Linked DNA regions of Homo sapiens: region 2 is linked to region 1. A link is an interaction called in ENCODE POLR2A ChIA-PET data of the cell type or tissue named here. Cell type or tissue: MCF 10A. All regions are shown on one strand.

Region 1 (8,000 bases):
TCTCCCAGAGCCTCCTGAAAAATGCCCCTATCTCATCAGTACCTGTCTTGGCTACATTAACAGATGAGAACGTCAGTCTCTTATTTTGAGCATGGCCAGCTCTTCTTTCCCCAGGGTCATTTGAGATCTGTGTAATTCTCCCACCACCATGCCAGCCTCTGGCCCACGTTACACTGGCATCCACGAGTCCTCTACGGAGCTAACAAGTGGCGTGAAGTTCCAGTGGTCTTATATGCTGCAAAAGAACCTGCTGTTTCTCTGGTTTGTTATTTCCCTCCCTGGAATTTCTGAGCTGTTTCTGCAACAGAAAGTGGCACCTTTCACCCTTGCCTCCACTGATGGGGCATTCGCTGTCTTCGGTCTGCATTGCATAAAACTGCTTTTACTTTTTGAAAAATGTAAAAGCATAATTTGCCTTTTCTTTACTTCTCTTTTCTTTCTTCTCTTTCCTTTTCTTTTTTCTTTGAGACAGTGTCTCACTCTGTCGCCTAGGCTAGAGTGCAGTGGCACACTCATAGTTAAATGCAGCTTCAAACTCTTGGGTTCAAGCAATCCTCCTGTCTTAGCCTCTCAAGGAGCTGAGACTATAGGCATGCACCACCATGCCCAGCTAATTTTTTTTTTTTTTGTAGAGATGGGGGGTCTCACTTTGTTGTCCAGGTTGGTCTTGAACTCCTGGCCTCAGGCGATCCTCCCACCTTGGCCTTTCAGAGTACTGAAATTACAAGCATGAGCCACCATGCCTAGCCTAATTTGCCTTTTTTTTTTAAAAAAGGGATAAATGAAAGACTGAACAAAAAGATAAATGAAAGACCAATCTAATCGGAATAGCTAGAAAAAGCTATCCTTTATAATATCTGATGTGAGCTAGAATGTATTTAAGATTCTTGTGTGGTTGTGTGATTGTACAGTTTTGCAAATAATGTTCAGTGGAAGCAAGTCATTGCTTTTTCTTTGTGTGGTAAATTATACCAGTTTTGCTTGGTCATCCATGTGCTTCTTTAGTGCTTCAGTATACAGAAAGAAAAGAAAGAAAAAACACTTTCAAGCTATTCTGTAAAGGTTTACTGGTCCCCAGCTACATAGTGGGCAGAGATGGGCGTGAGGTATGGAGTTGCATTAGGCACCTACCTGCCTTCAGATGCATGCAGTCCAGGGGAAAGACTGGCAGGTCATCAGACCTACAGAGTAGCAACCATGTCATAGGAGGGGCAAATTAATTTTTTGATAGTTTTTTTTTTAATCTGAAAATAATTTCACCATTGATCTTAGGAAGTTAGTTTAAGTTCTTCATGCGTCCTCCTAGTATAAGATGAGGATTTATTTTTCCCCTTCAGTCAGTAGGAAATCTTGCATGTCATACAGTTCAAAATCATGTGGAGATAATACTTCCCCCTCGTTGCTTTTCAGATAAGATAGGTATATGTCAAAATACTTGTAGCTCTTGAGTAAAAATGCCCAAAGGTCTGTTACTAGTTTTTGCTAACCAGAATCCAAAATATCCTCCGCTCATGTGCATTTTTAAACATTTTATTTCATGTAAAATCTAAATTATTTTCATCTAGGTTTCATCCTTAGGCTAATTATTTCCCAAAGAAATGTAGAGGAAGAGTGTCTTCATCGGGGATTATCAGTATAACCAAAATCAGCACTTAGTTTTTATATGACCAGGTTAAAGAGCCTAAAACATCTGCATTTTCATGTTTCAGTATGGAAACTGGTGCCTCTGTTCCCTCCCAAACAAGTTGACTCCTTGGCTGATTCAGACTTTGGGTCATATCCTAACTGCTACATTGTACTCAACACACTGGGTAGGGAGGAGGGCGGGTATTGATGCTTTACAGATCTGCACTGCTGGAGCCCAAGGAAAGAGGCAGAGACAAGGGACCTTTAGGCAGCCTCGCCGCACCCAGGCTTGGAGTGACCTTTGTTTAGAGAGAGTCACTAATGAACTCTCTCATGGGTTTTTGTTGCTGACGTCAGATTTGGCTGTGCTTTGGCATTCAGTATGTGTTTCAGAAATTCCTTGAATGGAGGGAAATAGTTCAGAGGTTAAGATAGGCAATAGAGGAGAGGTTAGTTGTTTGGCTTGTTGTCATACATTTGTGTTCTCTGTAATTATTTATTTTTGTCCCCCCCACCTTTTTTTGTAAACAGAAAAAGGTCCACTTACCATTTCTGCACAGGAAAATGTAAAAGTGGTGTATTACCGGGCACTGTACCCCTTTGAATCCAGAAGCCATGATGAAATCACTATCCAGCCAGGAGACATAGTCATGGTAAGAAAGACTCCAGTGAGAGGGTCATTTCTGTTGAAGATTAGCCTCTGTCCTCTTTTTTTCACTTTATTCAACAATTGTGAGATTGTCAGTGAGTATGAAACCCAATAATCCAGCATCTAGATTTTTAAAGTATAAGCTCAATCTTCTTTCTTTTCTATTAAAATGAAAGATGGCATTTAAAAAAATGTATCCTAACATCATTTTAAAATTGAGTTGATAAAGACAGTGTGTTCTTATTTTTAAATCTATAAATGTCTGATAATTTCAGAGTTTAGATTACTACTTATATACTATGAGTATACATATATATGTAATACATATATTTTATATATGATGTATAGACAATATATATACTAGTGTGCGTGTGTATATATATGTGTATGTATAATATATACTAGTGTGCGTGTGTGTATATATGTACACATATATATACACACACAAAAGGATCCTCCAAGGTGGAAGGAGGCCAGGAGTCTTTAAGAAATAGTTATAAGTGCAAAACACTCTATCAAATCATTCTCATAATTGCAATAACTTTTGTATCTTTGCATCAAAGCATCTTTTTTCCCTTTAATTATGTGAACTTTTAATTATGTAAAAAGAGTAATGAATTATACAGTTAATCTGCTTTCCTACTTTGTAACAGAAAATAGTTTAGAATTTTGCTTTGTTATTGTTTCTTTCCTTGAACTAATAATCATTTTATGATGTGACTAAAACTATAGGAACCAGTTTAAGAAAGAAAATCAGACATGGTTGATCTAAATCATTTTCTAAAAGAAAATAGTAGTTCCTTGTTCTAGTTACTCTCTTTAGAGTCTTAGAAGTAGTCAACTCTGCATTACTCTTAACATTTTTTTTTTTTTTAAAGATAATTTAGATTTTTTTTTTGTTGTGGTTGACACAAGTTCTCACTCTGTTGCCCAGGCTGGAGTGCAGTGGTGTGATATTGGCTCACTGCAACCTCTGCCTCCCTGCAACCTCTGCCTCCCTGCAACCTCTGCCTCCCTGCAACCTCTGCCTCCCGGGCTCAAGCAAAGCGATTCTCCCACCTCATCCTCCCAACTAGCTGGAACCACAGGCGTGCACCACCATGCCCAGCTAATTTTTGTAATTTTTATAGAGATAGGGTTTCTCCGTGTTGCCCAGGCTGGTCTTGAATTGCCTGGGCTCAAACGATCCTCCCAGGTCAGCCTCCCAAAGTGCTGAAATTACAGGCATGAGCCACCATGCCTGGCCTAGAATTTGTAAAGAACTGTGAAAGTTAACAATTGAAACAAACATGTTTCTTACCCAAGGACTGTATGTCTTTGAAGTATAAAGGGTGGTGTACAGGTGATTTTACTATTACTCATGCATTCATCTTGCCATATACACATCATATCTGTGGATCTTTAATAGGCTAAAATACCTAGAAATAACAATATGTTTGGCACTTAGAGAAATGAATTCCTGTGTCCCCTTTTTTCCTAATAGCTGCTTTCTCTGTAATTACCATGGGCTAGAAGAAGCAAGGCCAAACATCCCAAATTATTTTTTCTTTTTTTTGAGACAGGGTCTCACTCTGTCACCTAGGCCAGAGTGCAGTGGCATGATCTTGGCTCACTGCAGTTTCCACCTCCCAGGCTCAAGTGATCCTCCTGCCTCAGCCTCCTGAGTAGCTCAGAGGCGTGTGCCACCACACCGAGCTAATTTTTATTTTTTTACATTTTGTAGAGACAGAGTCTCCCTATGTTGCCCAGGCTCCAGATCTTTAAAAGTTAAAATCACCTTAACAGTAGCAAAAACCTCTTCAAGTATACTCCATGGCTTCATTCAGCACACAGTTATTGACTGAAACATGCTGGGTGCCAGCCTTACTCATCCTTTACAGAAAGAACTGTTGGTTTGGGCATGCCACTCTGTACACACAAATGGTAACTTGAGCCAGCGGGGTGTGTTTCTGTCAGCTTTCCTCTGACTTCACCACCTGCTGTTTCCTACACCGTGGTTTCTGATAGCCTGAAGCTACTTTACTCATACTGCCTCATATTTGAAGTAGTGTATCCTGTAAAGCAGATTAATTGTAAAATATGTAAACACCATATAATAGGAATCTAAAATTTCTGAAAATACAATGTCACATCAGTGAGGACCTCATTACAATTTTTTTTTTAATGTTAAACAAACCAGCCTAATATTTTTGAAACTGGATTTTGTTGCAACACAAGGTGCAGAGAAGCAGCTCGCTCTCATCCTAAAGTAAGGGAATGTTATGAAATGTGATGATGAGGAAATGTTGCAGGTGATCTGTATCTTAATGAGAAAGTGTTGCTCTTTTTCGGGAACATATCTGGGCTTCACTTGTAATCCTAGGCCTGTTGAAACCTTTTCCTCGAATTGGCTAGTTAACCACCAGCTTGATGAGATGCGTAGAGTTTAGATATGCTGTAAGAATAAAGCATGTCATTAAACATATATTTTGCCTTGCTTTCAAACCTTTGCTTTCCTGGTGGAGGTTAAAGGGGAATGGGTAAGTGTTGCCTAACTGTCAGGAAGTCTGCATCTTATTCAATGTTTTGTCCTTTTAAGTCACTTGAATTCTGTGTAAGTACACGTATCTCTGGGTGTTGTTGCGGCAGTAAAAATGTGTTTGAGTCTGTGTAGTAGGTTGTGCTTTTTAAAAAAAAAGTAAGTCGTAAGTCTTCTCAGTTTGTGTACTGGGTTTCTTTTTGTTAGATTCCTTTTAAGGACTAACTTGAATGCTCTGTGTTTGGCAAGGGATTAGGTCAAGTCTCCATCTCAGGCCATAGACAAAAAGGAGTTCCAAGTAGATTAAACATAAAAGATAAAATTCTGGGAAAAAAATTTTTTTAAGCAGACTATTGGAATAATTTTCTGGCTAAGAAAGGCCTTTTGAAGCTATAAAAACCAGAAGTCGTTAAGAGGCAAAAATGGACAGTCAACAATATGCAAAAATTAAAATGTCTATGTTTCAAAATATATGAGACCAAGGGTTACATAAAGGGTTACCCCTGTTACATAAAGATTCCGAACAGTTCACTTTGAAAGACACCCACAAGCCTTAAACAATTGGCAGAGGGTGGGAAGGGACATTCACAGATGAAGTAAAAAGTCAGTTATTTAAAAAATACATGAAAAGATGCTTAGCTTCTTGGGTGATCAGAAAAATGCAAGTTATAAAACAAAATAGCATTGTTCCTCTGTCAAATGAGCAAGTTTAAAAGTCTGGTAATATCCAGCTTTGTCAAGAGTATAGGACAGTGGATATAATATACATTGTTAGCATGGTTGTATAAATTGGTTAAGCGATTTGGAAGGCAATTTGGCAGTGCCTGTTTAGATTTAAAATTCTCGTTCCCTCTGCCCCAGAAATTCTATTTTTCTCCTTCCTCTCATTCTTCTCCTTCCTCTTTTGGGCACATGCACAAATATGTGTGTACATGGATGTTCACTGCAGTGGTGTTGGTAAAAGCAAATAAACAGCCCAATGTCCATCAGTAAAGGGATGGCTTAAATAAATTATGATACAGCTAAAAAATACAATGAAGATTAAAACTTATGTAGATCACATATACACATAAGATTTCCATCAAAAAAGCAGAATATGTGCAGCATAATTGCATTTTGGTTCGAAATAAAACTATATATGTATTCATGTGTTTATGTATAGTTAACAGTTTTGAAATATATATATCAAACTGTTAACAATGGTTACCACTGGGCAGTAAAGAAGGGGCTTTCGTGTTGAATTTTATAGACTTCTATGTTATTTTCATTTTTATAAATGTATCTAATTTGTAATTTTTAATAAAACAAAATAAATTCAAGGACAAGTATATTAGAGAGTATCTACTCAGGACTGTAATAATGTTTATTATATCTCAGACCTCCCAAATATGTAATGAAATGTAGAATGTACTACTAGGCATAATTCGTTGGCTTGCAGAAGGGACAGCAGTGTTTCGATTTTGTACTACAAAATGCATTGTGATACTCCAGGTGCCATTCAGCTGTGTTATCTTTGTGAGGATAACAGTCAATGCAAAAAGATAGATATTGACATCTAATAGCAACAGGTTTGTATTTTTTTAATTTCATGAATTTTGCAGTTAACAAATGATGAGCATGAGACATGTAGTACAACATTACTGTCAGTCTCCCTAGGTTGAAAAATCCGGGGTTCACTTATACTTTTGTGGGCACAGTCATCAGATTCTCAGATTCCTCAAACGTCTTTGGGACATAGCTTACTATAATATGTTCGATTTTTAGAAGTCTAACATTGTGACAGTGTTTTTTAATGTAGGCAGTCTTAGCCTTAAAAATATTTTGTTTTTAGAAAAACTTAGCCTGGTTTTATCCAAAACTATAATTTTTCATGTTTAACAAAAATTTAATGTGGTACCTTGTATATAGCACTATTCTCAGCACTGTAGATAATAGAAAATTATCAAGTCTGCCATTCATATGTTTAAAATCTTTTTAGAAAAATCTAGAGAAACACATGAAAAGGCCAACATGTGATGAAGTTCTCAATAAACATTCACTAACTCTGCTAGGAATTTAAAAGAGGAGAGGAATCAGTGTAAAGTGATGTGCTCAGGGAAGACCAAATGCTTTCAATTGAGTCTGACCTTGATGGCTAAGGCTTAGATGCGTAGAAAATACATGGCCTCTCTTGATCTGGAACTCCCAATACTTGGAGGGTGAATTAAATCAAATTTGACATCCGTAACATGTTAGTAGAACATAAGAAATGAGAAGACCTATGCTCACTGCTGTTTTGTTGAAGTTTATCTTGAGAACACAGGCTGAGTGTCTAAATCAGTACAATCTTTTGGCTTTCATGGGCCACATTGCAAGAATTGTCTTAGGCTGCACATAAAATACACTAACACTAATAATAGCTGATGAACTTCAAAAAAAAGCTTGCAAAAAAAACTCATAATGTTTTAAGAAAGCTTACGAATTTGTGTTGGGCCTCATTAAAAGCTGTCCTGGGCCACATGCAGCCAGTGGGTTGCGGGTTGGACAAGCTTGGTTTAAATGCTTATCCTTGGACTGGTACAGGCCTGAATGCATCCAGATTGCTGAGGGAGCTTCCAAAAAATAACCATGCCAGGGCTCATCCCCAGAGATTCTGAGAACTCTACTGCATATACAGCCTTCAGAAGTCTGACCAGGTGGTTCTGTTAGGTAGTCAATTTCAGGAACCGCTGATCTAACCTAATCTCTTTTTCACGTCAGGACTAATCCTAAATCATTTCTAGAAAATATCCTCTTAAAAATATCCAAAGAAGAATGGACTTCTTTAGTAGTTATCAGTCATTAGCCAGTCAGTTCATTCTGGAAATTGTTTGTCTTAGTGTTACTCTTATAACAATTTTTAACTCATTCTTTTCCTTTTCTTCTCCTGACAGACATTTTTTTAAATGTAGCCAACAATACCTTTTTCCTCTACCTTCCATAGATTTCCATAGATTAAACATCAGAAAGTATCTCATTTAGTAACAACTGGCCATAATATCACTGCAGTTTTGAGGGACCAGTATACACGATTACAGGGTTGGCTCAAATCTGGCCCAATCACTGCCTGTTTTATAATAAAGTTTTATTGGAACACAGCCAGGCTCCTTCATTCACATATTGTGTGCTACAGTGGCGGATTTGAGTAGTTGCAACAGAGGTGAAATTTGCCAGCCTCCAGGTTGGAGC
Region 2 (8,000 bases), 120 kb before region 1:
ACAGTTTTTGCCTTGAAAGGCTTATTAAATTTAGCAGTCCTCCCTTTTTTGTGTGTTTTTTGATCCTTATCCTTTTTTTTTTTTTTTTTTTTTTTGAGACGGAGTCTCGCTCTGTCACACAGGCTGGAGTGCAGTGGCAGAGCTCACTGCAAGCTCCGCCTCCCAGGTTCATGCCATTCTCCTGCCTCAGCCTCCCAAGTAGCTGGGACTACAGGTGCCCGCCCCCACATCCAGCTAATTTTTTTGTATTTTTAGTAGAGACGAGGTTTCACCGTGTTAGCCAGGATGGTCTTGATCTCCTGACCTCGTGATCCGCCTGTCTGGTCCTCCCAAAGTGCTGGGATTACAGGCGTGAGACACCGCGCCCAGCCCATCCTTTTGTTTTTAATCTGTCATTTTATTTTAGGTGCATTTCTAGTTCGCTTGGCCTGCTGTCTTTTTCATAACACTTTATTCCTATGTAATAGATATAATGTTCTTTTGCATTTTATTGTTTCTAAAGCAAATATCTTCTAATTAAGAAAAATAACTTCTAGTTAATTTATTTCAAGGGGAAGCAGTGGGGGTTTTATTCCTCTGGATGTTTGTTGTCTTGTGTCCTGTGGAATATTTTCTTTCTGTTTTTGTTCTTTTCTTTCTCTAACTCAGGACAGTGCTGAGGAATGTTTTCATTGGTGCCGTATTTTCTTTTTCTTTCTTTTCTTTTTTCTTTTTTTTTTTTTTGAGACAGGGTCTCTGTCTGTTGCCCAAGCTGGAATGCAATGGCGCAATCTCGGCTCACTGCAACTTCTGCCTGCTGGGTTCAAGCGATTCTCATGCCTCAGCCTCTCGAGTAGCTGGCATTACAGGCATGCACCACCACACCCGGCTAATTTTTGTGTTTTTATAGAGAAAGGGTTTCGCCATGTTGGCCAGGCTGGTCTTGAACTCCTGACCTCAAGTGATCCACCCACCTCAGCCTCCCAAAGTGCTGGGATTGCAGGCGTGAGCCGATGTGCGTGGCCTGGTGCCATACTTTCTGCATTTTTCTTTAAGGAAGGTTCCAAATGTCTGAAGTCCACCAAATGTCTGAAGTCCTGCCCAGACTTTTGGAGAGAAAACACAGCAAAGCAATCAGTAGGTTAATGACTGCATGGTTTCTGGACCAAATTATCCTCATCTACCACTTAGAACATTAAGTTGTAAACCAGAGTCAGCACAGCCAGGGTGGAGATTACTTATTTGTATCCCTTGCTCGTAGGTTATTTAATATTCTCTGTTGTGTCAAAGTTTAGTCGGGTATATTAATTAGTCAGCTTTTGCTAAATTATGTTGTGGTAACAATCTCCAAATCTCAGTAGTTTACGACAACAAAACTTTGTTTCTCAGTTTAAGGCTCTTTGTGGGCTTCATGCCATGGTAGAACCTCAAAAGTGGCATGTGCCATTTCAACTCATACTTCATTGGCCAAAAGCAAGTCACGTGGTCATGCAGGGCCTCAGTAAGCAAGAAATATTTACCCGCCCGGGGATGGACAGGTAGGAAAGGGTCTGTTAAGGAAGGGCAGCAAATATTTGGATAACAGTACTATGTGTTTGTATGGAGCGATATTTAAGAAGGTTTCCTAGGTTTTTTGAGGGGTATTGAAGCTGAGAGGTTGGGGGCAGGCAGGAAGCTCTGCAGCCTGTAGCCTATGGTATCAAGCTTCATGAGAACGAGAATTAACTAGTTACATCTTTATTACCATTTTTGGCATCTCTGCAGACAGTGGATCTAATGCATGATAGCTGATTAATAAATGTTTGTTGAATTAATGAACAAAATAGCAAGAAAGTAACGTATTCTGAGGCAGGAGAATTGCTTGAACCAGGAGGCAGAGGTTGCAGTGAGCTGACATCATGCCATTGCACTCCAGCCTGGGCGACAGAGTGAGACTCCGTCTCAAAAAACAAAAGAAAGTAAACAGATTATTTTCATGCTATTTGATGCCTCCGCTTAGTTTGGAACCAGTTTTTATTTTATTTTATTTTATTTTATTTTATTTTATTTTATTTTTTGTTTTGTTTTTGTTTTCGTGTTTTTTGAGACGGAGTCTCGCTCTGTCGCCCAGGCTGGAGTGCAGTGGCGAGATCTGGGTTCATTGCAAGCTCCGCCTCCCGGGTTCACGTCATTCTCCTGCCTCAGCCTCCTGAGTAGCTGGGACTACAGGCGCCCACCACTATGCCCGGCTAATTTTTTTGTATTTTTAGTAGAGGGGTTTCACCGTGTTAACCAGGGTGGTCTTGATCTCCTGACCTCGTGATCCACCCGTCTCGGCCTCCCAAAGTGCTGGGATTACAGGCATGAACCACCGCGCCTGGCCTTGGAACCAGTTTTATAGAGCAGTTCCTACAATAGCTCCTTTTATATTTAAAATGAAAAGTGCTTTCTTGGGGGTCATTTTGCCATACCAAAAGATTATGTGCTTAAAAAAAAAACTACATACTAATTACAGAAAAAATTTTAAATATGCATTAAATACAAGCAAGTAGAGGTTGTGTTCTATTTGGCTACTCAGGACAACTATTGGTGTTTTGTTATATATCCTCCTATATAATTCCTTTCTTTCTTTTCTTTTTTTTTTTTTTGAGATGGAGTTTCACTCTTGTTGCCCAGGCTGGAGTGCAATGGCGCAATCTCAGCTCACCGCAACCTCTGCCTCCCAGGTTCAAGCGATTCTCGCTTCTCAGCCTCCCTAGTAGCTGGGATTACAGGCATGCGCCACCACGCCCGGCTAATTTTGTATTTTTGGTAGAGGCGGGGTTTCTCCATGTTGGTCAGGCTGGTCTCGAACTCCCGACCTCAGGTGATCCACCCGCCTCGGCCTCCCAAAGTGCAGGGGTTACAGGCATGAGCCACATAGTGCCCAGCCTCTTTCTTTTCTTTTCTTTCTTTTTTTGAGATGGAGCCTCTCTCTGTTGCCCAGGCTGGAAGAATACAGTGGCACCATCTTGGCTCACTGTAACCTCTGCTTCCCGGGTACAAGTGATGCTTGTGTGTCAGCCTCCCAGTAGCTGGCACTACAGGTGTGCACCACCACACCCAGCTAATTTTTGTATTTTTAGTAGAGACGGGGTTTCATCACATTGGCCAGGCTGATCTCCTGACCTCAGGTGATCCACTCACCTCGGCTGCCCAAAGTGCTGGGATTGCAGGCTTGAGCCCTTTTTTTTTTCCCCATATGGCTTCTGAACATTGTTTATATTTATTGTCACACTAGGATCACTTAGTTTTGTACTTTTAGTAGTATCTATTGCTTTATTTGTTATGTTGCCAATCGGCAGTTGTAAAGGTCGTAGATGAAATAGACAAGTATTTATAAGATTAATTTTATCTTACCCTTGTTCTCTTTTTCTCTTCTTGAATTTCCTCCTTCAAATATATGAACTATTTACTTAACCAAACACTCTCTTTCTCTTCCCTCTCACCATGGCAAGAGTGAAAGGGACCAGAATGATGAAAGGTAGACAGTTGGCCTGAGGAAATAAGGTGCCTTGGCGATTCTCAGACTGGATAATCAGCTCCTGGGGAATCAGGCGCTGACTTTTTTTTTTTTCCTCCTGCTTTTACTCAGAGATCATCTTTTCATATTTTGGGATTTGTGCAGTCATTTCAATGATCTAAAAGTGAAGAGCTTGATAATAAGTTGATTTTAGTCCTACTGTCTTTTTGTGACGGATGTGCTAGATAAGCTTAATGTGAGTCATTCAAGAACCAAGCCCCTGTTTGAACCTGTCCATTGAGGGCCCTGTTTATCAGAGGTTGAAGCATTTTTTAGCTAGCAGCTGATCTTGGGTAAGCAAGCCATTGTACAAGTTCCCCATGCCTAGTTGTTTTGCATCATTAATCATCTTTTCTTCAAGCCATGGAAACATGGCTGAGTCTTGAGTCATCTGGCTCTTCCCAGTGCTGGAAATCCACCCTGCTGAGGTGAATGTGTGAAATATTTTTTGTTCTCGGTAGAGATCTGAGAACTGGTTTGTCTCCTGCAATGAACAGATTGAATTCCTTATAAATATGTTACTAAAAGGTACCTTTTGTGTCCATTTTACAGATATCTGACATGATTATTTATTAAACTCCTTTAAATAACTCCTGTGCTTAATGCAGTTTCCAAATATTTGAAATACTAAATGTAGATTTAGGGAACTCAGTGACCAGTTTTCATTTGCATTTTGATGAATTTCTCTATTTTAATATTTGTAGTTGCTATCCATTTTAGAAATATCCACTCTGCCAAGTAGGTTGGGAATGTGTGCAAGAATGACAGCTTAAATAATGTGCTTGTTTGCTATTGGAGCCGATGCCCCTAAGTAAAGCTACCAGATAAAGAGAGGAAAGGGGGAAAAAAGGAGGAGAATGAAGCCACCGTGTAACATCTGTTAGAGACTCAATGTGAGCCCTGTGAGTTAGTCTTCATTTCCCATGCTATGTTTTATTTTTATTTTTCCTGTTCCATTAAAGCATTTCGGTTAATTCTGTATAAGTAGAATGCTGATAACTCCTTAGAGAAATGTGATTCAGTAATAACCTTGTTTCCATGTGACTACTTATCTAATCTGCCATGCATCTGCTTTAAGGAAGGTGTCCATTAGGGTCAACTCACAGGTCAGACATTAATCTTAATTGTCAAATGTCTCAACTCATTGCTAGAGACTAAATTGATCTTGATGGCACTCATCTGAGTACCGATTCACACTAAAAGACAGTCAAGGGGTTGTTTTCCTTTGTGTGTTGTAATTCTTAGCAGGATCCTAAAAATGAAAGTTTTAAAATGTGGAATAGCATGATTAATGAGGACATTTATTAAGGTTAAGGCAGTTTAAAAGTTCAGTTTAATCTAAGGTTAGCTTGTAGGAACTGATATAAGAGATAGTTAAAAATTTGTTAAGCTTTACTTAAAACCTGTATTTGGGGGTAGAAACAGTTTTCCTAGGGTACTTATAATTTCCTTTAATTATCTCAGAAAGAGGGTCTCTTATTAGGATGAGGGAAAAAAATGACCCGTCATTCTTTTAAATCAGGTTTAATTTATTCCTGATATTTATATGATTCTTATATGTCATGTAATTCTTATGACATATAAGAGAGAAAACATTAATCTAGAGTAGGTAATTTCCTAGTTCAGCTTCTTCCACTTGTGTGAACTACAGAAGAACTGAAGAGTAATTGTAATTGTTTTATAACTTTAAAGAATTTAAGAGATTAAATTGCTGTCCTTGTGAATTCTTTGTTAAGTAACTCTCAAAGAAATAGTCAAGTTAAAGGGGATTTACTTTCTAAAACTAGCTTTCTTTTCTTTCTGTCTAACCTTTTATTATGAAAAATTTCAACATCTACAAAAGAAAGGAGAGTAGTATCATTACCCAGCTACAGTCACTGTTAACTCTCAGCTAATCTTGTCTCCATCCTGCCACCCTCCACTCCAGATTATTTTGAAGCAAATTCTAGACATCACTTCCTTTTATTAAAGCAAGTTGCGTTTCATAGTGACAATAGAAACCATTTACTCTTGGCACAGGTGCTAAGGTCTGAATACAACTTTAAGGAGACAGTGTCTGCATTGAAGAGCTTATGTTTTAAGAAAGGAGTTTATGTTTTCACTGGATATACTCGGCGTTCAGGGAATCAGAGACTTTCTTCAAGTTTCCCTTGTCTTTTAAATAGGGACGTATTTGCAAGTTCTTATCTGTTTGGAAATTCCTGTAGCAAGTTCAGGTTTAGTCATTCTGTACTGCTTTGGTGGTGCCTTATCTAAATAGTATTGAAAGGAAGAAAGAATTATTTCACCAAGAGTTGGCCTTGAAAGGAGTTAGATGTATTGGGTATATTTAGGAAGTACCCCTTCAACGCTGTAATAATATACCAACTTTTAAAGCTACCTCATAATAGCTCTTAAAAACACATTTAAAACACTTAGAGGTGATCCTTTTTCCTAGCCATCAGTGGGACAAATTAATTCCTTTTTGAGTAAAAAAAAAAAAAAAAAAAAAATTCTCTTTTTTTAGTACTCAAGATCAGCAAGTATTGGTTGACTCATTCTTTGTTGTTAAACCTCTTGGTTTCTCAGGCCAGTGTGTCTTTTTGTATACTTTGACCTTGCACTTTAAACTGAATTCCTTTTGTCCTTTGAGGGAGGCATAAAGCTGTCAGTTCCTGTTGGTGAGTGTGGGAAATTGAGTTTTCACTCTTCTCTATAATTTCTGCATTTCAAGTGGTTTTAATAATAATCATAACTATTTCTCAATTTTACTTCTTAAAAAAGTAGATTCATCAGACTGAATTGAATATTTGTTTTCCTTCTAAAGCTGAAGCCAATTTTGCCATACTTGTTTGTGCATTCTTAAGAGTTTAGTACTTAAGCATAGAAAACTGTGGGGTTCACATTTATATTTTGCTTTATTACAACTTAGAAGGTAATTGATGACTTGGCTCTGTGGTATGCTCAAAGTGCTGGACTGAGCTAGTTCAAGAATGTCATTAGCAGTGAATGGGAAATATGTGTCTACTTTTCTTCAGTAGCTAAACAGAAGTAATTATATATTTACATTCTACCTATTTCATAGGGATGTTGTTAGAATTACTGTGATTAGATTTTTTTTTTTAATTTCCAAATGTATTTAAGCTTCTTTACAGATAGGTGCCATATCAAAGCAAGGTGTTAATGTCATTTTTCTCAATTTGTGTTTTTGTCACTAGAAATATATATATATTGCTTTTTCTCTTTTCCTGGTATATTTTTCTGATAAATGTTTTGAAATTTGTTATCTTAAGTTTTTCATAGCTGGAATGCTAGAAAAGCATTTATGTCCTATTTTTAGTGCAAGTGATGAGTCTGGCTGGGTGGGTAAGTTAATGGCAAGGTAATTGAACTGTGCTGAGTGCTCGCCGATGTATCCTTCTGGCCTCTCCATTTTCAGGGTAGAGTTACTGTTTACAGTGACATGTTTCACAGTCTGTGTGACCAGCCAGTGTGAATCAGTTCGTCTATTGCCTGGCTTTCTTGAGCTCAATTTTTGTCTCATTTCCCCTTTCCATTTTATATATCACATTTCAAGATGGATGATCTACTTGTCTAACCACTCCAGGGAAGATTGGTGCCATCTAATAAAGTCAAAATGAGGTCCTGCATGTTACCTGGCATAAATTAGAGAATTATAGAATGAATGTGTGAACAGATCTGAGACTAGAGCTAGGTCACGAAACTCCTCAGTTTTTTTGGGTTCTCATTATGTGTTTATGGATGGAATTGTTCTCTTTATCTGGTTTGGGTGGTTTTGTTTGTCAGTGGCCAATGTGGTGGATATTTCAACACAATTTGGACATGCTTCCTATATATTTTGCAGAATGGTCTTTTTCTTTTGGTTAACTTTATAACTAATAGTTAAAGAATTTTCAAGCCTCAGCTGGGTACGGTGGCCCATGCCTGTAATCCCAGCACTTTGGGAGGCCAAGGTGGGCAGATTACCTGAGGTCAGGAGTTTTGAGACCAGCCTGGCCAAAATGGTGAAACCCTGTCTTTACTAAAAATACAAAAATTAGTCAGGCCTCACTCCAGCCTGGGTGACAGAGCGAGACTCTGTCTCAAAAGAAAAAAAAAAAAATTATTTGGGCTTGGTGACGTGCACCTGTAATCTCAGCTACTCGGGAGGCTGTGGCACGAGAATTGCTTGAACCTGTGAGGCAGAGGTTGCAGTGAGCCAAGATCGTGCCATTGCACTTCAGCCTGGGCAACAAGAGCAGAACTCCATCTTAAAAAAAAAAAAAAAAAAAAAAAAAAAAAAGAATTTTCAAGCCACATTAGGATGCTTATCGGCATGAGTTTTACATAATAAGACAATCTGAAATGTATTTGAGTTTTGATGTTTCTAATCTGTAGAACTTGAAGGCCTAAGGATTTTGTAGTTTTTTAGGGAACAGCATTCCTCTTTCTCTCAGGTGATCTATGTTATGTTGACCTACTCAAACATGTTAACTTTGAA

What was found. ChIA-PET counts read pairs that join two places held together with the same protein. Peaks named below come from ENCODE experiments on the same cell type or tissue, not always from the same donor. Only the 100,000 strongest peaks of a DNase experiment are listed, where the experiment ranks them.
Region 2: POLR2A ChIA-PET joins it to region 1 with 21 read pairs; 2 of 35 experiments call an interaction of 5 or more read pairs at or near these places.

Annotation. Positions count from the first base shown.
Region 1 is chr21:33,797,651-33,805,650 of GRCh38, forward strand. It overlaps ITSN1 (intersectin 1), which reads left to right. Exons shown (of 40, transcript NM_003024.3): 19 at 2,158-2,279; 20 at 4,780-4,794. Among named protein-coding and RNA genes, the nearest start is that of ATP5PO, 110 kb to the right of the region's middle. RefSeq lists an enhancer at 4,012-4,513. In MCF 10A, no CTCF peak of the experiment used is centred here; DNase peaks (open chromatin) are centred at 4,211 and 4,581.
Region 2 is chr21:33,679,627-33,687,626 of GRCh38, forward strand. All of the region lies in intron 1 of ITSN1 (intersectin 1), which reads left to right. Among named protein-coding and RNA genes, the nearest start is that of ITSN1, 41 kb to the left of the region's middle. In MCF 10A, no CTCF peak of the experiment used is centred here; a DNase peak (open chromatin) is centred at 3,855.